Regions from separate parts of the Homo sapiens genome. Here region 2 is linked to region 1. The links are chromatin contacts, found by Hi-C in ENCODE. All regions are on one chromosome and are shown on one strand. The core of a region is the stretch at or near the end of the contact, and the rest is flanking DNA. Distances in the headings are between cores, read along the strand shown.

Region 1 (7,037 bases), core at 1,069-3,568:
TTCACCATGTTGGCCAGGATGGTCTTGATTTCCTGACCTCATGATCCGCCGGCCTCGGCCTCCCAAAGTGCTGGGATTACAGGCGTGAGCCACTGCACCTGGCTTCAGAAGAATTTATTTTTAGTCTTTTCCTTACCAGTTTTTATGAAACAACTGGGCAAGAACACTGTTAGATTTCACCAAAAAATTGTGATGAATCATTGTCTTTATGATCCCATTTTTGAAAATTGACATTTTAATTGTAAACCAAAAATAAAATTCTAAGCCCCCACAACTGACTCAGTGGACTCCCCTGTTGGCCAACAGGATCCAAAATAAACATGGAAAACTAATTTAGGTCATGATGGGAAGGAGGGGGTTGGATATGCCTTGTCATAATTCTCCTCCCGTCAGAGTTTAGGCACAGCTGACCAACATTATGATCTCTATTAGAATAGACATCATAGGACTGACAAAACAGGCTCTTTTTATCAGTAAGATACCCATCTCCAACCAGACTCTGATATAGCATCACATGACAGATAGCAGTCCCTGAAGTAAATCACAGTATTTTACCCCATAACATATTTTCTTTGACAAACTTTAAAATAGTCCTGCAAAGCCATCTCTTTGGGGGAAATTTGCATTCTGTAGAGAATCTCTTTGCCTTACAGAAAAGACTCCAGGTCTTTTCTGGAGAGTCTGACACCTTTTAAGATCCAATAAGAGATATTTATCATCTATTCTCTCTGAAGCCTGTTCTGAGGCTTCACCTACATAACAAGAACCTTGGTTTCCACAATCCCCCTTATCTTAACTCAAACTTTTCCTTCTTTTTTTTCCCTCCCTCTTTTTCCTTCCTTCCTCTCTCTCTTTTTCTCTCTCTCTCTTTCTTTTCTTCTCTGTTGCCCAAGCTGGAATGCAGTGGTGCCATCATGGCTCACTGTAGCCTCAACTTCCCAGGCTCAAGCGATCCTCCCATCTCAGCCTCCTGAGTAGCTGAGTCTACAGGCATGCACCACCACACCTGGATAATTATTTTTTTTTTTGTAGAAGTGGGGGTCTCGCTGTGTTGCCCAGGCTGTCCTTGAACTCCTGGCCTCAAGGGATCCTCCCAGCTCACCCTCCCAAAATGCTGGGAATACAGGCATGAGCCACCGCAATGGCCCATTTCTTTATGTAGTCTTCCAGCTGTTCAGCCAACACTTAACTCTGAACCAACTGCCAGTCTTTCAATCTACTAGTGACCTGAAAGCCTTTCCTGGCTGACCCAACATATACTTCCCATGTATTGATTTATGTCTTTGCCTGTAACTACTGTCTCCCTAAGATGCATAAAACCAAGCTGTAACCCAACTACTTTGGGCTCACGTTCTCAGGACCCCCTGAGGCTGTGTCACCAGCCATGGTCACTCAAATAGGAGGCCCAGAATAAAACTCTTTATAGACTTTGACTCTTTTTGGTCAACATAACCTAACCCTAAACATAATCCTCCTGGGGAAGGTAGGATCACAGGTATCTCTTCCTCGTTCAGTTTGTGTGTGTATGTCCTTATTTCTCTACGGTTTTTAGGCATTCGCTGTGTGATCTAGAAAAGCTATGGAGTCTCGCTTTGTCGCCAGGATGGAGTGCAGTGGCGTGATCTCGGCTCACTGCAACCTCCACCTCCCAGGTTCAAGTGATTCTCCTGCCTTAGCCTCCCGAGTAGCTGGGATTACAGGCACGCGCCACCACGCCCAGCTAATTTTTGTATTTTTAGTAGAGACAGGGTTTCATCATGTTGGCCAGGATGATCTCTATCTCTTGACCTCGCGATCTGCCCGCCTCGGCCTCCCAAAGTGCTGGGATTACAGGCTTGAGCCACTGCGCCCAGCTACAAATTCTATTTTCTTTTTGTTCCTTGGAAAGCATCGCTGGGCATTTATCCTGTCCCAGTATTTGAGTGAAACTTCTCAGCATTTCAGAGCAGTGACCATGATACACCCTTTCCTTTCCTTCTCCTTATGGGAAACTCCGTTCTAACCCAGAGGACTTGGGCTCCAGGACCCAGTAACGGAGCCCTGGATTTGACCCTAAAAGGGAGTAAAGACAAAGGTGAAGTTCAGTCCGGGGTTCAGGGCTGCCAAAGCTCATAGCCTGGAGCTTCTTAACCTTTAGGCAGGGTAGAGACATTTAAGACGGCCCCAAAACTGGGGGAGCGCGTAGGCTCCTGGGAAATAGAGTCCGTTACTTGTCCTGGGACCCGCGGTGGGTGTCCCGGGAGGCGGACTTCCGGTGCACTCCTGCGCTTGTGCACCTCTCCCTGCGTGCGTGTTCGCACATGCGCGCCACCTCCGCACTGCCCTCGCTTCCTGTGCCTCTTCAGGTCATCGCTTGCTCTCGTTCCCAGGCTTTGGCTTCTAGTGGACGAGAATCACCGAGTCTGCGGGGCTGGATGCTGACCGCCCGGACCAGCACCTAGGCGGGCGGGAGCTGTGCGGCCCAGGGTTCGCGCGGGCCGGGTAGAGGCTCGAGCTGGGACCCCCGAGCGTGAACCCCGGAGCCGGCGGCGCTGGGGCCAGAGGGGCCGGGAGCCCCAGGGAGGCGGATCTGGGCCCCGAGAAGGACACCCGCCTGGATTTGCCCCGTAGGCCCGGCCCGGGCCCCTCGGGAGCAGAACAGCCTTGGTGAGGTGGACAGGAGGGGACCTCGCGAGCAGACGCGCGCGCCAGCGACAGCAGCCCGCCCCGGCCTCTCGGGAGCCGTGGGGCAGAGGCTGCGGAGCCCCAGGAGGGTAAGTCTTGGGTTTTTGGGCCCGGAGCGAGAAGGGCCTGGGTGAAGTCACCTTGTGTTGGGGACCTTTGAGTGTGGGGCAGAGGGAGGGTCCCGATTGCTTGCCGGAGAGACATGTGTTGGGTTTGAGGGCAGGGTCCGGCTGCACCGAACAGGTGCTGCATGGGAAGATCTGGGAGGACGAGGCTTACGGAGGCGTGGAGGGTGTCACCACCCTCAGCTGCGGACGTCGTCTCCACTCCCCGCTAACCCCTAACAGTCCTTCCTCCTCCTCTCCGTGCTCCAGATTTCGACCGCCTCTAAACGTCCGTCAGCACTTCTATTCTCTCACTTAAGTGTCTGCTGATCCCCCCCCTTAGACCTGCCCTGGGAGAATCGTAGTAATGCAGGAACAGTCTGCAGGGATTCTCTGCTGCTGCCTCAGTTGCTAGGGGAAGAGACTGGGCCTTAGGTGGGTGACTTGACCAGGTCACCGGCTTTGTGGGTAGAGCTGCTCATAGTAGAACCCAGGAGACTTATCTCCCAGGCCAGTGTTCTTTCTCCCGTATCCTAGTTTTCTTAATAGAAGATTATTAGGTGCAGCAATAACCAAGTTCAGTTAGATAATTTAGAAACAAAACCATATTTTATACACATTCATTTCATTTCTGAGAGCTCACATACTCAATTCCTATGGCTTATTTTATTTTAAGCAGTTTAAAGAGACAATAAGAAAATGCGGGCGGGATGCAGTGGCTCACACCTGTAATCCGAGCATTTTGCGGGGCTAGGGCAAGAGTATCCCTTGAGACCAGGAGTTAGAGACCAGCCTAGACAACATGGGGACACCCTGACTACAAAAAATACAAAAGTCGCCAGGCATGCTGGGATGCATCTGTGGTCCCAGCTACTCAGGAGGCTGAAGTGGGAGGATGGATGGAGCCCAGGAGGTCGAGGCTGCAGAGAGCCGTGAATGCACCACTGCACTCCAGCCTGGGTGGCAGATTGAGACCCTGTCTCAACCAACAAACCACAAAAAACATGAGCCGTATAATGGGAATTTTTTTTCTTTTTGCGCCTTGTATTTGATGATGATGGCAGACTATTTGTAAAAGGAGTCATGTTACCCATGAGAGTCTAACTCATCTAATTACTACCTGATTATCTTAGAGTTACAGGCGCATGCTTCCCCTATCACTCTTTTTTTTTTTTTTTTTTTTTTTGAGACAGTGTCTCTCACCCAGTCTGGAATGCAACAGCGTGGTCTCGGCTCACTGCAACTTCCACCTCCCAGGTTCAAAGGATTCTCGTGCCTCAGCCTCCTGAGTAGCTGGGACTACAGGCATGTGACTCTATGCCTGGCTAATTTTTTTTGTTATTTTTAAGTAGAGACGGGGTTTTGCCATGTTGGCCCAGGCAGGCGGATCACTTGAGGCCAGAATTTGAGACCAGCCTGGCCAACATGGTGAAACCCTGTATCACTCTTTTAGACCCTTCTGAGTGTTTGCAGGTTGAGTGTTCACAGGGTGTTAGCCTATTGAGCTTTCTTTTGCGGTTCTTATGCAGGTGATTTCTGCCTTTGCAGGCCGGAGCCCTCATGACTTCAGTGACCTGCTTCTGCCCCTCTAGGTCTATCAGCCACAGTCTCTGCATGTTTCCAAGAGCAGCAGAAAATGAACACATTGCAGGTGAGTTTTCCTGCTTGTGTATATGTTCCTCAACTTTATTTTATGATGCATTTTAAGAGGTTTGTAAGGATTCATACTTTTTTTTTTCTTTTTTTTGAGATGGAGTCTTGCTCTGTTGCCCAGGCTGCAGTGCAGTGGCATGATCTCGCTTCACTGCAACCTCCACCTCCTGGGTTCAAGTGATTCTCCTGCCTCAGCCTCCTGAGTAGCAGGGATTACAGGCGTGGGCCACCATGCCCAGCTAATTTTTTGTATTTTTAGAAGAGATGGGGTTTCACTATGTTGGCCAGGTTGGTCTCAAACTCCTGACCTCAGGTGATCCTCCCGCCTCAGCCTCCCAAAGTGCTGGGATTACAGGCATGAGCCACCGAGCCCAGCCAGGATTCATACTTTAAAATGGGAATGTGGAAATAGACATTATCCTGTAAAATATAGTTAGTGTGGCAGATCAGCACCAAAAATGATTTGTGAAGCTTGTATGTATGGGTAGTATATTTTAAGGCTGTTGAAATTGAGCCGCACCTAGGACTGATACTCTTGGCAGTCATCACAAAAGGAAAATGCCATCTGTATTAGTCCATTCTCACACTGCTATAGAGAAATAACCAAGACTGGGTAATTTATAAAGAAAAGAGGTTTAATTGGCTCACGTCTGCAGGCTCTATCATAGGAAGCGTGGCTGAGGAGTCCTCAGGAAACTTACAGTCAAGTGAAAGGTGAAGGGAAAGTGGGTGCATCTTCCATCACCAGAGCAGGAGGAAGAGGGAACATTGGGGATTACAATTGAACATGAGATTTGGGAGGCGACACACACCGAAACCATATCACCATCCATGACATCGTTTGCATTGATTATAAGGAGAAACCAGTTTTGTTACTTGTGGACTTAAAAGATTTTCTGGGACTTGGAAAAATTTCTTCATTCAAGTTGATATAATTGTGGATAGCTTTCCTAACAACAACCATTAAATTACTGTAACTTATGGCTTATTCTTGGTGCTTATGTAAGCAGAGGGCCTGCTGCCCAAGGAGAACTTGGTGCATATAATTTTTCCAGGGACGGAAATATCGTGATCCAAGTAAACAATTCTGTTTTTACTGTTGAGTCCTAGATCATGGGGGGAATGAATGACGTGATCATCCGTCAAATATTTGTTCGTCTTTTTGTTCGGGTTGCACAGCAAACAATACAAACAGTTACTCTCTTGTGAAGATTTCCTCATTTCTGTTTCTCATTTCACTTCTCCGTGTTTTCGTTTTGTCCTTTTCACTTTGCTAAGTCAGTCAGTAAAGGTGACCAGTGATTTAATTGCAGTCAAATCCAGTGGGCATTTCCTAGCCCCTTCCTCACAGTACCCTTTGTCTGCCTTTGACATCCGTTACTTCCAAACTGATATTTTCTCCATGGAGTCTCTCTTTTCTTGGCTTTTAAAAAGATTCATCTGTAAGTATTTGTTTGTCTTTAAATGGTGAAGTCTGTTTTGTTTTGTTTCTTTTTTTCTTTTTTTGAGATAGGGTCTTGCTCTGTCACCCAGGTTGGAGTGTAGAGACGTGATCACAACTCACTGCAACCTCAATCTCCCGGGCCCACACGATCCTCTTGCCTCAGCCTCCCGCCTAGCTGGGACTACAGGTGCACGCTGCCACACCTCGCTAATTTTTTTTGTATTTTAGTAGAGACTGGCTTTCACCGTGTCATGCATGTCGAACTCCTGAGCTCAGGCAGTCTGCCCGCCTCGGTGTCCCAAAGTGCTAGGATTATAGGCGTGAGCCACTGCTCCCGGCCTAGAAATGTATTCTCACTGTATTGCTCAGGCTGGTCTCAAACTCCTGGCCTCAAGCAGTCCTTTCACTTTAGCCTCCCAAAGTGGTAGGATTACAGGTGTAAGCCACCACACCTGACCAATAAGGAATCTTTTTAAAAGGGGCTAGGAATAACCCATAATACTGTCTTTCTTAATACATGTGGCAGTTGGGTTAAATCTTTTAATAGTTCCCATAGTATGTCTCCTGCGTGCTCATTGTTTTGAAGAAACTGGGTTGGTTATCCTCAGTTTGGATTATGTTACCCTTGTTTCACCTTTAGCACATTTTTTAAAAATATCTTGTATGCCTTGGTAAAATTGGTAGTTTGATCTGGAAGTCTAATCAGGTTTATGTTCAGTTCTTTTCACACAACTATACCATACGTGGCATTTGTCTACTTCTGGAGGCACGTGTTACCTTCTTTGTTTTTGTGAAGTTAAGAACTATTGACTTGATTATTGCTGTGATTTACTATTGCTGTGATTTGCCTTCATTAGGGGAGGCAAAATGGTGATCTGCTAATTCTACCATTTCTTCTTTATTTACTAGCCAAAATACTTTTCTTTTCTTTTTTTGGAGACAGAGTCTCACTCTGTCGCCTAGGCTGGCACGTTTATGGCTCACTGCAGCCTCAAACTCCTGTGCTCAAGTGATCCTCCCACTTCAGCCTCCCAAGTAGCTGGGAGTATAGTCATATGCCACAATGCCCAGCTGATTTTTTAATTTTTAGTAGAGACAGGTTTCTCTATGTTGCCCAGGCTGGTCTTGAACTGGGCTCAAGTGATCCTCTTCTTTAACCTCCCAGTGTTGGG
Region 2 (7,516 bases), core at 4,682-7,181, 160 kb before region 1:
TGTGTTTTGGTGTGTGTGTGTTTGTGCTTTTAAAAAAAAATGGGGTAAAATACATATAACATAAAGTTTGCCATTGTCACCATTTTATTTTTATTTTTTTTCTTTTTGAGACGGGGTCTTGCCTGTCACCCAGGCTGGAGTGCAGTGGCGCGACCATGGCTCACTGCAGCCTTGACTTCCCAGGCTCAAGCGATCCTCCTGCCTCAGCTTCCCGAGTAGTTGGGACCACAGGCACGCACCACCACACCTGGCTAATTTTTGTATTTTTGGTAGAGACATGGGTGGTTTCACCAAGTTGGCCAGGCTCAAACTCCTGACCTCAAGTGATCCACTCACCTTGTCCTCCCAGAGTGCTGGGATTACAGGTGTGAGCCACTGCACCCAACCTGTAACCATTTTTTAAGTATACAATTCAGTGGCATTAATTACATCTATAATGCTGTACAACAATCACTGCTATTTCCATAATATTTCATCACCCCGAACAGAAACTCTTACTCACTAATAATCTACTTTGTGTTGACATGACTTTGCTTATTCTAGATCCTCATATAAGTGGACTCATACAATATTTATCCCTTTGTGTCTGGCTTATTTCTTTGCTTTGCTTGTCTTTTTCTTTTCTTTTCTTTTCTTTTTTTTTTGAGACAGAGCTCACTCTGTCACCCAGGCTGGAGTGCAGTGGTGCGATCTCGGCTCACTACAACCTCCGCTTCCTGGATTTCAGCGACTCTCCTGCCTCAGCCTCCCAAGTAGTTGGGATTACAGGTGTGCGCCACAACACCTGGCTAATTTTTTTTGTATTTTTATTAGAGACAGGATTTTACCATGTTGGCCAGGCTGGACTCGAACTCCTGACCTCAAGTGATCCACCCACCTGGGGCTCCCAAAGTGCTGGGATTACAGGCGTGAGCCACCGTGCCCGGCCTGTGTCTGGCTTATTTCACTTAGCAGAATGTTTTCAAAATTCAGCCGCAGTGCATTATGTATCAGAACCTCATTCCTTTCTATGGCTGAATAATATTTCATGGTGTGGATAGACCACATTTTGTCAATGCATTCGTCTGTTGATGGACACCTGGGCTGTCCCCACCTTTTGGCTGTTGTGAATAATGCTGCTGTGAACATGGGTGTGCAAGTATTTGTTTAAGTCCCTGCTTTCAGTTCTTTTGGGCAGATGCCCAGGAGTGGCATTGCTGGGTCATGTGGTAATTCGGTTTAACTTTTGTCATCATTGTTGTAGAGATGGGGCCTTGGTATGTTATCCAGGCTGTCTTGAACTCCTGGCCTCAAGAGATCCTCCTGCCTAAGCCTCCAGAGTAGCTGGGACCACAAGCATGTGCCACCATGCCCGGCTAATTTCTTTATTTTTTGTAGAGATGGGCTCTTGCTATGTTGCCCAGGCTAGAACTCCTGGGTTCAAACAATCCTCCCACCTCGGCCTCCGAAAGCGCTGGGATTACAGGCGTGAGCCACTGTGGCCAGCCCCTGTTTAATTTTTGAAGCGCCCTCAAACTGTTTTCCACAGCAGCTGCAGAGGAGATACTCGGAGGAGGAGGAAAGAGAAGTCACGGAGCCCTGTTCTTAACCGAGTTTTGCAGTCACCTCCCCGTATTCCTCTCTCACTCTGAAGCCGAGCACAGAACCCAGCCTCTGGTGGTACCGAGTGAAGGTTGGCCTGGTTGGTTGGATGGATGGCCAAATGAACTCCAGACCACTGGATTGTATAACAGGACAGCAAGAGGCAGCACAGAGCCGTGGAAAGAACCTGTAGCCATAACATTTGATGAATGAATCAGACATGTGACATTAGTTCTGTTTCTTCTTTTTTTTTGAGATGGACACTCTGTCACTCAGTCTGGAGTGCAGTGGCGCGAACTCAGCTCACTGCAACCTCCGCCTCCCGGGTTCAAGTGATTCTCCTGCCTCAGCCTCCTGAGTGGCTGGGACTACAGGCGTGCGCCACCATGCCCAGCTAATTTTTGTATTTTTAGTAGAGATGGGGTTTCATCATGTTGACCAGGCTGGTCTTAAACTCCTGACCTCAGGTGATCCGCCCGCCTTGGCCTCCCACAGTGCTGGGATTACAGGTGTGAGCCCCTGCGCCCGGCCATGTTCTGTTTCTTAGAGGAAACCTTGGCTTCCCTGTGTGTCATTAGTGCTCTGTAAGTGCCCCTGCTGCAGAGCGTACTGAGGCATGTGACCTGGCTGTAAGTGCCTTTGCTAAAGCCAGAGGTGCCCACTAGTTTTCGAGACTGCAGAGACCTTGTGTGCCCAGCACTCAAAATAGGGCCTGGCATGGTGAAGTCATTTCTTGCATGCATTCACTCACACATTCAGCAAGTACTAACTGAGTGTCTGCTCCATGCCAGGCACAGCTCGGGAGGCAGGGATTCAGCCACGAACAAGAAAGACAAAGGCCTTGGCCCCAGCGATCACTCAGTGGTCCAAGAACAGGTCCCTCAGCCTCCCAAGTAGCTGGGATTACAGGCACCCACCGCAACGCCTGGCTAATTTTTGTATTTTTTAGTAGAGATAGTGTTTTACCATGTTGGCCAGGCTAGTCTCAAACTCCTGAGCTCAGGTGATCCACCTGCCTCAGCCTCCCGAAGTGCTGGGATTACAAGCATAAGGCCTCAACCTCCTGTGCTCAAATGATCCTCCTGCCTCAGCCTCCTGATTAGCTGGTACTACAGGCATGCACTACCACAGCCCGCTAATTTTTCTATTTTTTGTAGAGATGGGGGTCTCACTATGTTGCCCAGGCTGGTCTCGAACTCCTGGCCTTAAGCAATCCTCCCGCCTCAGCCTCCCAAAGTGCTGGGATTACAGGTATAAGCCACCATGCCTAGTCTATACCTATTTTATTAATAGACACACTGAGGTCCACAGAGAGTAAGATGCCTCAGATTACAGAACTAGTGTGTGCCTAAGGCTTGACGTGTGTGATATCTGACAGTCGTGGACACATCTCATCAAGTGCTTCATTGCCAATGAGATTCCCAGAGCAGACCCCCAGCCTGGGGAGGAATAGGAATTCCTCTGCTTAATGAGATCAAATTTGTTTTTTTTTTTCTCCCAGACCTTTATTACCCAAATCACATATCCTAATGAATGCAGCCAACATATATGTTATTTACCAGAGTTTTCAGAGACACCCTCACTGACACACCCACATATATTGTTTAGCCAAATATCTGGGCACCCTGTGGCCCAATCATGTTGACACATGGAATTAACTGTCACACTCAGCTGACCTCAGGAGCACCTCCTGTGAGCTTTGCTGGGAGCTTCTGTTTGCATTAACCCTTTATGACCCTCAAGAGTGGGTATTGCCCTGTTCACAGGGGGAGAAGTAAGTTTTAGCTTTCTCATCTAAAAAGATATAAAGCCTCTTCCACACTCATCACTGGTAGGAGTTCGATTGTGAATATGACTTTCTATTTTACCTCTTCACCACTTCAGACTTTCTGTGGCTCTGATCTTCACATTCTATCCATACTCTAATATAGCATTATAAACGAGTTTTTTTTTTTCACTAACAGTAATAATTAACATGTGGCTGGGCATGGTGGCTCATGCCTGTAGTCCCAGCACTTCGGGAGGCCAAGGCAGGAGGATTGCTTGAGCCCAGGAGTTCAAGACCAGCCCAGGCAACAAAAACGAGACACCATTTCTACAAAAAATTTAAAAATTAGCTAGGAGCAGTGGCACGCACCTGTAGTCCTAGCTACTCAGGAGGCTGAGGTGAGAGGATTGTTTGAGCCCAGGAGTTGGAGGCTGCAGTGAGTTATAATCGCACCACTGCACTCCAGATGACAGAGCAACACCCCATCTCTTAAAAAATGAAAATGTAAACTTAAAACAATGAAAAAATTAACATACATATAGTGGTTTTTTTTTTTTTTTTGAGACAGTCTCGCTCTGTCACCCAGGCTGGAGTGCAGTGGTGCAATCTCAGCTCACTGCAACCTCCACCAACTGGGTTCAAGTGATTCTCCTGCCTCAGCCTCCCGAGTAGCTGGGATTACAGGTACACGCCACCATGCCCAGCTAATTTTTGTTATTTTTCATAGAGATGGGGTTTCACCATGTTGGCCAGGCTGGTCTCAAACTCCTGACCTCAGGTGATCCACCTGCCTTGGCCTCCCAAATTGCTAGGATTCCAGGTGTGAGCCACCATACCAGGCTCATATAGTGCTTTTTTTTTTTCTTTGAGACAGAGTCTCGCTCTGTCGCCCAGGCTGCAGTGCAGTGGCGCAATCTCAGCTCACTGCAACCTCCGCCTCACGGGTTCAAGCGATTCTCCTGCCTCAGCCTCCCGAGTAGCTGGGACTACAGGTGCCCACCACCATGCCCAGTGCTTTAATAAAAACAATCACTAACCTTTATATAACAGTAGGTATGCAGGCAATTTTCTAAATACTTTCCATAATATTAACTTAGCGTCAAAACAACCCCAAGAGGTAGCTATGATTAGCCTTGTTTTATAGACAGAGAAACTGAGGCACAGAGAAGTTGAGTGACTTGCCCAAGGCCACACGTAGAATAAGTGTTGCAGCCAGGGTTGCCGCCCAGGGCCTCCTCTGAATTTGACAGTGACCCACCCAAGGCTACACAGATAGGAAGGCAGGACTTGAACTTGGGGTTCTGATGTAAGAACCACTCTGCATTCAGCATCCCTACTTTGGCTTTAGAATCTTGGGATGTTTTTACAGTGTGGAGAATCCTTCTTTTTTTTTTTTTTTTTTTTTTTTTTTTTTTGAGATATGGAGTCTCACTCTGTAACCCAGGCTGGAATGCAGTGGCACAATCTTGGCTCACTGCAACCTCCACCTCCCGGGTTCAAGCGATTCTTCTGCCTCAGCCTCCCGAGTAGCTGGGACTATAGGTGCCCACTACCATGCCTGGCTAATTTTTGTATTTTTAGTAGAGACGGTGGTTTCACCATATTGACCAGGCTGGTCTCGAACTCCTGACCTCGTGATCGGCCTGCCTCTGCCTCCCAAAGTGCTGGGATTACAGGTGTGAGCCACTGTGCCTCAGGTCTTTGAAGACCCTCTCACCCTCCCCCGTTTTCATGCGGACTGAGTCCCCCCATGCCCCTCCCTCCTCCTGTGTGGGCAGCTGTCTCTTGCTAAATGGCTTTGGTTGCAGAGCTCATGTCGTGGCTCTCAAAAAGAAATGTGCGGGATGAATAAGCACCTAACAATAACCCAGAATCAGTTTTTTTGTGTGGTGGGGAGAGGGCTGTGTTTTCCTTTCTCTTCCCTCTTCTCCCTCACTCTGCCCCCAAGGCCAGTAAATTGCTGCTGGCTCACAGCCGGGCCAAGCTGGCTTCCTGTAAGCCGTGATAACATGGAATTAGCTTGGCTGCCACCCTCCCCAGGGCGGGGACACCAGCTCTGAGCCACTACAGGCGACTCTGAGCTGGTACTTCCTGCCCTCAGCCTGGTCCATGCTTCTGGGACACTGCTTTGGAGATAACTGGGCAGAGCCGGGTATGGTGGCTCACGCCTGTAATCCCAGCACCTTGGGAGGCCGAGGAGTTTGAAACCAGTCTGGCCAACATGGCGAAACCCCGTCTCTACTAAAAATACACAAATTAGATGGGCGTGGTGGTGTGCACCTGTAATTCCAGCAACTTGGGAGGCTAAAACAGGAAAATCCCTTGAACCCAGGAGGTAGAGGTTTCAATGAGCCAAGATCGCACCATTGCACTCCAGCCTGGGTGACAGAGGGAGACTCTGTCTCAAAAAAAAAAAAAAAAAGATAACTGGGCAGAGACACATCCCTGGACTTGTCCTCCAGCGGAGAAGCAGTGGAAAAACCTCTCCCCAGTACAAGGCTGGCAGCTCCTGAACTGGGCCATTAAGGGTGCTCCAAATTACCACTTACAGGGAGGAGCTGGCGGGCAGGGGCAGAGAGCTCTGGCAGCCTGGGGCACCCTTGAGGCGAGGTTTCCAGGCTGTTTGCTGACTCAGGGACTTGGCTGAGTGGCTCCCGTCTGTCCTGGTGCCTCTAAAAGGCCCTCTGACCCCTGCTGGCCTCCCGCAGCCTGCCTGGAGAGGCTTTAGAAATTCGGCAGATCTTTGCTTCCCAGAACCCGCCAGCTAATCATGAGATCCTAAGACCAAGCCAGGTGTTTTTCTTAGGGGGTCTATCTTGCAGAATGGTTAGGCTCTGGGGGTGCACCTGGCATCTCCATATAGCTCAGCCACGCTTGAAGTCACCCTTTCCCCTGTGATGTCAAATCTGTGGAAAGGGACCATGGACACCTGTGTTTAATATGGGGGGAACAGCAGTGTCAGGAGGAAAAACAGGTCTATTAATATCAGAGGCAAAGCGTTCAGAGGTCTCCGCCTATGCTGAACTTTTGGCCAAGGGATGGAAAATTCCAGGTGGGAGCTTGGAAATTCCCCGTGTAGGAGAAGCAGTAAGGGAAGTGCCACACTTCCTTGCTTCCTGCAGCCCTCAGCTTCAGCCAAGACCAGGCCGGGGGTTCCTGAGTCCTGGCTGTGGTTGTTCAGTTGTTCATAGTCTTGGCTACACATCACAGCCTCCTGGGGGAGGTTTAAAGTTCTGATGCCCAGGCTGATCCCAGACCCATTACATCAGAATCCCTGGGGCGGGGCCCAGGCTTCCCAGGTAATTGGAGTGTGCAGCTGGGGTGAAGAACCGCAGCTGGCAATAACAACCTCTGTTTTCCTCCACCCTCTGTCTGGCTCCTTTATTTTTGCCCTCTCAGATTCAGAGGTAGGTATGGCTGTGCATAGTGGGTGCTTGGAAAATAGTGTTCAGGGTCATTGCTGCTACTACTGCTAATAGTAATTTAGGTTCACTCAAAGGGCGAGGAGCATTGGAAAAGTGCTTTGCTATGATTTCATTTAAAAATGTTCCAGACCAGCTGCAGTGGCTCACGCCTGTAATCCCAGCACTTTGGGAGGCCAAGGCAGGCTGATCATCTGAGGTCGGGAGTTTGAGACTAGCCTGACCAACATGGAGAAACCCCGTCTCTACTAAAAATACAAAATTAGCTGGGTGTGGTGGCATATGCCTATAATCCCAGCTACTCGGGAGGATGAGGCAGGAGAATTGCTTGAACCCGGGAGGCGGAGTTTGCGGTGAGCCGGAATCATGCCATTGCACTCCAGCCTGGGTAACAAGAGCAAAACTCTGTCTTAAAAAAAAAAAAGTTCCTAGCCTGGACAACTCAGTGAGACCCCATCTCTAAGAAAAAAATAAAAAATAGCCAGTCATGGTGGCATGCACCTGTAGTCCCAGTGAGACCAGGTCTCACTATGTTGCCCAGACTGGCCTCAAACTCCTGAGCTCAAGCGATCCTCCCATCTTGGCCTCCTAAAGTGCTGGGATTACAGGCCTGAGTCACTGAACCTGACCCTGATTCCTCTTAATGTCCCCACTGCCTCCCATTCCCAGGGTCTGCTCTCTGGGCAGGGTGTCTCTGTGCCGCCTTCCTTCCCACAGCACGTCTCATGTCTCTCCTTGCCCCCTT

Evidence for each region. A loop is a pair of places that touch in the nucleus more often than their neighbours do. Pooled maps may share reads with other maps.
Region 2: a loop to region 1 is called in a map with no recorded cell type, with 4 times the contacts of the local background. The contact joins the enhancer-like site here to the promoter of POM121C in region 1. A Hi-C loop is called at or near these places in 1 of 37 single-sample maps with no recorded cell type and 9 of 50 pooled maps.

Annotation. Positions count from the first base shown.
Region 1 is chr7:75,481,580-75,488,616 of GRCh38, reverse strand. It overlaps POM121C (POM121 transmembrane nucleoporin C), which reads left to right and starts at 2,318. Exons shown (of 15, transcript NM_001099415.3): 1 at 2,318-2,753. RefSeq lists silencers at 2,411-2,560, 2,581-2,650 and enhancers at 2,094-2,593, 2,931-3,010.
Region 2 is chr7:75,648,709-75,656,224 of GRCh38, reverse strand. The region is part of intron 1 of HIP1 (huntingtin interacting protein 1); the gene reads left to right. Among named protein-coding and RNA genes, the nearest start is that of HIP1, 86 kb to the left of the region's middle. RefSeq lists a silencer at 3,100-3,394. Within about 2 kb of position 5,931, at least 16 of the 41 ENCODE cell types and tissues checked have a DNase peak (open chromatin) inside an H3K27ac peak, as active enhancers do.